Regions from separate parts of the Homo sapiens genome. Here region 2 is linked to region 1. Evidence: read pairs that join two places in POLR2A ChIA-PET (ENCODE). Cell type or tissue: Panc1. All regions are shown on one strand.

The links. Peaks named below come from ENCODE experiments on the same cell type or tissue, not always from the same donor. Only the 100,000 strongest peaks of a DNase experiment are listed, where the experiment ranks them.
Region 2: POLR2A ChIA-PET joins it to region 1 with 13 read pairs; 5 of 35 experiments call an interaction of 5 or more read pairs at or near these places.

What each region holds. Positions count from the first base shown.
Region 1 is chr1:67,221,781-67,224,280 of GRCh38, forward strand. The region is part of intron 7 of IL23R (interleukin 23 receptor); the gene reads left to right. Among named protein-coding and RNA genes, the nearest start is that of IL23R, 57 kb to the left of the region's middle. In Panc1, no CTCF peak of the experiment used is centred here; no DNase peak of the experiment used is centred here; H3K27me3 peaks cover 246 bases.
Region 2 is chr1:67,161,933-67,164,432 of GRCh38, forward strand. It overlaps a transcript of IL23R not described here. Among named protein-coding and RNA genes, the nearest start is that of IL23R, 3.3 kb to the right of the region's middle. In Panc1, no CTCF peak of the experiment used is centred here; a DNase peak (open chromatin) is centred at 1,139.

The sequences.
Region 1 (2,500 bases):
TACATTATAAATATTGATGGCTGCCAAATTAGTAGAGGGAGCAAAGAGCATGACTTGCTGCAAAGCTCTTCTGGTATCTCCTACTGCCCAAATCTTAGAAATACTTTGGCCAGGTGCAGTGGCTCATGCCTGTAATCCCAGCACATTGGGAAATGGAGGCAGGTGGATTGCTTGAGCCTAGGAGTTCAAACCCAGCCTGGGCAATATAGTGAGACTCTGCTTCTATTTAAAAAAAATAAAAATAAATAGAAATTAAATTTAAAAATGTTAAAATGAAGAAACAACTTATTAGGGAATCCTTTTCTCTTTCTTTCTTTCTTTCTTTTTTTTTTTTTTTTTTTTTTTTTTTTGACAGTCTTGCTCTCTTGCTCTTTTGCCCAGCCTGAGGTACAGTGGTGTGATCTCGGCTCACTGCAACCTCCACCTCCTGGGTTCAAGAGATTCTTGTGCCTCAGCCTACCGAGTAGCTGGGATTACAGGCACCCACCACTATGCCTGGCTAATTTTTGTATTTTTAATAGAGGCGGGGTTTCACCATGGTGGGCAGGCTGGTCTCGAACTCACGACCTCAGGTGATCCGCCCGCTTTGGCCTCCCAAAGTGCTGGGATTACAGGCGTGAGCCATGGCACCCAGCCAGGGAATTATTTTCAGTATCAGTTCTCTTTTTTAAAAGTTAGTTTTTAATTGAAGGTATTCTGTCAAGTTGATACTGTTAACAATTCGTGGACTTTAGATGCCATTTTATAATAGTCAGAATTTAGTTGATAACCCTTTTTTTTAATGAACTCTATAACTGCCTAGCAAGATTATGCAAATTGATAACTACCATTTATCATTTACGAAGTACTCCTGTGTATAAGCTTGTTTGATTATGATGTCAGCCATATTTGGTAGTGTAATTAGCGCTACTTTACAAAAGCGGAAACTGGGCATGACTTACTAAATAGTACATTGCTGGTGGGTAATGACACCTAAACTATAACAAAACTTTTCTTATTCAAAATATTGAACTGCTTGGCTAGGTCAGTTGGTAGAGTATGAGACTTTTAATCCCAGTGTGAAAATACTGTGCATTTTCCCCACCATCCCTCAGCAATTTCATTCTTTAATTTCAGGGAAGCAGAGGAGCAACTTACTTAAGTATTCTAAGTATAGGACTACAAATGTTCTTCTTTAAACATAAAAGTCTTGGCGAGGTGTGGTGGCTCATGCCTGTAACCCCAGCACTTTAAGAGGCCAAGGCGAGTGGATCACCTAAGGTCAGGAGTTTAAGACCACCCTGGCCAACATGGTGAAACCCCGTCTCTACTAAAAATACAAAAATTAACTGGGTGTGGTGGCAGGTGCCTGTAATCCCAGCTACTAGGGAGGCTGAGGCAGGAGAATCTCTTGAACTTGAGAGGCGGAGGTTGCAGTGAGCCAAGATCCTGCCACTGCACTCCAGCCTGGGTGACAGAGCGAGACTCTGTCTCTAAATAAATAAATAAATAAAGTAAAATAAAGATAAAAGTCTTAAGCTTCAGGTAGAAGGAAATAGGAACACCACAGTTTAAATTTAAGGTCTGTTTCCTGAGGAGAAAAATCACTTAAGAGACAAAAATACCAATTAAAATTAAGTATCCCTGAAAACTTGGATTTATTAAAGTTTAACATGTTAGCTAAGAGAAACCATAGACTGTTCTCTTGGTACAAATTCCCTTCTAAGACACATTACATGAGAAACAGTAAAAGTGTGTTAGGGAAAGTGCTCATGTTAAATCTCTTTGAAAATGTACCTTTTTTTCTGTGTGTAAAAGCAATGTAAGTTTACTGTAGTATGCAACCTAAAAACATCCACTATTTACATTTATTTAATTTAATACTAGTTTTTCCTATGCATTTTTTTAATGTTTGGGGCTATGATGTATATACTATTTTATATCCTGATTTTCTTACTTAATCTACCCTGTTAAGTTTTTAAAAACTGATTTCATGGCTGCACGGCATTCTCGTTTATGTATGTACTATAATTTATTTAGGCATTTCCCTACCTAAATAACATCTAGGTCATTTCCATTTTATCCATTATCAATAAACTTCTTTGCATAGCTTTGTATATAAATGGTCTTTATTCCTTTAGTTCTAAAGAAGAATTATTGCATCAAGAGTTAAGCACCTTTTAAGATGCTGATGTATGTTGTCGAACTGCTTTTTACCGAATCTTTAATATTGATTGCTTTTTAAAAAGGGACCTATGAAAAGACAGTCATTCACAAAATACTCATTTAGCCTCTACCATGTGCCAGGCATTTTTAGATCCTTGCAGAACCTCAGTGAGCAAAGGAGACAAAATTCCCTGCCTTGGACAAGTTTCCTTCTGGAGAAGACACACAGTAAAAATCAAGCATAATAATTACATAAATTACATTGCATCATACATAAAGATGTAAATAAAAGCAGTAAGAATCAGACTTCACAGCTGAAGTATGAATTGCCTCACAAATGAAAAAATAAAATGAT
Region 2 (2,500 bases), 60 kb before region 1:
TTTTTAAAGCTCTAAATAAACTTACTTTCTTTTAAATATAATAGAGTGATTGAACATTTCAAAGACGAAAAAACTAAGACGAGGCTGTTAAAGACACAGATATGCCATGATATGATTTGATAAAATAGCCTTTTACTATCTTATTGAATAAAGTTAACCAAATCTGAAAGAAATCAAGTAAAATTTTACATATAAATTTTATCCAATGTTTAAAAAAAAAAAAGTAATGGTTCATCAAAAATCCCATTTATGGCCTGGCACGATGGCTCACTCCTGTAATCCCAGCACTTTGGGAGGCCGAGGCAGACGGATCACGAAGTCAGGAGATTGAGACCATCCTGGCTAACACGGTGAAACCCATCTCTACTAAAAATATAAAAAATTAGCTGGGCATGGTGGCACATGTGGCACCATGGTGGCACATGTAGCCTGTAGTCCCAGCTACTCAGGAGGCTGAGGCAGGAGAATTGCTTGAACCTGGGAGGTGGAGTTTGCAGTGAGCCGAGATCGCGCCACTGCACTCCAGCCTGGGAGACAGAGAAAGAAAAAAAAATCCCATTTATGTTCAAGAGGATAGCCATAAGTCTCCCATATTCCTTCGATATCCTAGATTCAGAGATCCAAAATGGGCTCAAATATCCCTGAATTGGCTAAAATTCTGAGTATCCCAGCATGGGCTGAAATAGAAATATTTTAGTGAGCTTCACATATATCTATATGACAGGAAAAGGCTTAAAGTCTTGGATGTTTAAAATACCTTGATTAATTATCCAAGGAGCCCTCCCTAAAACCAGTATTTCCATTTATCCATTTGTTTGATATTCTGGAGCTATTTACACCCAAGGCAATGCACTACATGAGATTTGAGATGGAGGGATGCTATTCACTATGAATTTAGAGAATGATTACTGTGAACCCCGGCTCATTTTCAAGGAAATCAGATTTAGGAAAGAGCACATATGGAATTTGAGAATCTGAAAACTGACCTCCTTAAAGGTGTGCACGCAGTCTTCAAGAGCTAGAGTTGTATGTTGAAGGTTTTGAATTTACCTTCACTTACTGGCGTTGTAAAGTCTCTAAGAAGCTCTTAGGAAATAAGTCAACATTGGCTTTTAATGCACACCTCACAGGAAATGGTGATGATTCAATCTTTTTTCTCCAACAAAGCTGAATGAGCCATGAGGTGCTGGACACTGAGAAGAAAAGAGCAGCTGCTACAGATACCATCATTTGGATGAGTCAAAAGATGTATGTGGCCAGGTGTGGTGACTCATGCCTGTAATCCCAGCACTTTGGGAGGCCAAAGTGAGCAGATCACTTGAGATTAGGAGTTTGAGACCAGCCTGGCCAACATGATGAAACACCATCTCTACAAAATATACAAAAATTAGCCAGGCGTGTTGGCAGGTGTGTGTAGTCCCAGCTACTTGGGAGGCTGAGTCAGGAAGATCACTTGAACCCAGGAGGCAGAGGTTGCAGTGACCAGAGATCATGCCACTGCACTCCAGCCTGGGCCACAGAGCAAGACCCTGTCTCAAAAAAAAAAAAAAAAAAAAAAAAAAAAAAGACAGAAAAGAAAAGAAAAAAGAAAAGAAATGTAATCCCCAGTGCTGGAGGTTAGGCCTAGTGGGAGGTGTTTGGATCATGTGGGCGGATCCTGCATGAATGGCTTAGTGCCATCCTCTTGATGATGAGAGCGAGTTCTCGTTCAGAGTTCAGGTGAGATCTGGTTGTTTAAAAGTGTGTGGCACCTCCCCCTGCTCCTCTTGCTCCTGCTCTCTCCATGTGATGCACCTGCTCCTGCTTTGCCTTCTGCCATAATTGTAAACTTACTGAGGCCTCACCAGAAGCCAGGCGGATGTTGGTGCCATGCTTGCACCGGCTATAGAACTGTGAGCCAATTAAGCCTCTTTTCTTTATAAATTACCAAGTCTCAGTTATTCCTGTATGGTAACACAAGAACAGTCTAATACACTCCTAGAATAAAACATAGGGAAAAACCTCTTTGACACTGGTCTGGGTAAAAATATTTTTAGATATGACACTGAAAAAACAAGCAACAAAAGCAAAAATAAATAAGTGGGACTATATCAAACTAAAAAGCTCAGCAAAGAAAACAACCAACAAAATAAAAAGACAACCTACAGAAGGGAAAAAAATATTTGCAAATCATTTATCTGATAAAAGGTTAATATCCAAAATACATAAGGAACTCAAATGACTCAATAGCAAAAACAAAAACAATAAAGGCCAGAAAATCTGATTTAAAAATCAGCTCTTGGGCAGAGCACGGTGACTCACGCCTGTAATCCCAGCACTTTGGGAGGCTGAGATGGGCAGATCACTTGAGGTCAGGAATTCGAGACCAGCCTGGCCAACATGGTGAAACCCTATCTCTACAACAAATACAAAAAACCAGACCGGGTGAGGCGTCTCACGCCTGTAATCCTAGCACTTTGGGAGGCCAAGGCAGGAGGATCACCTGAGGTCAGGAGTTCAA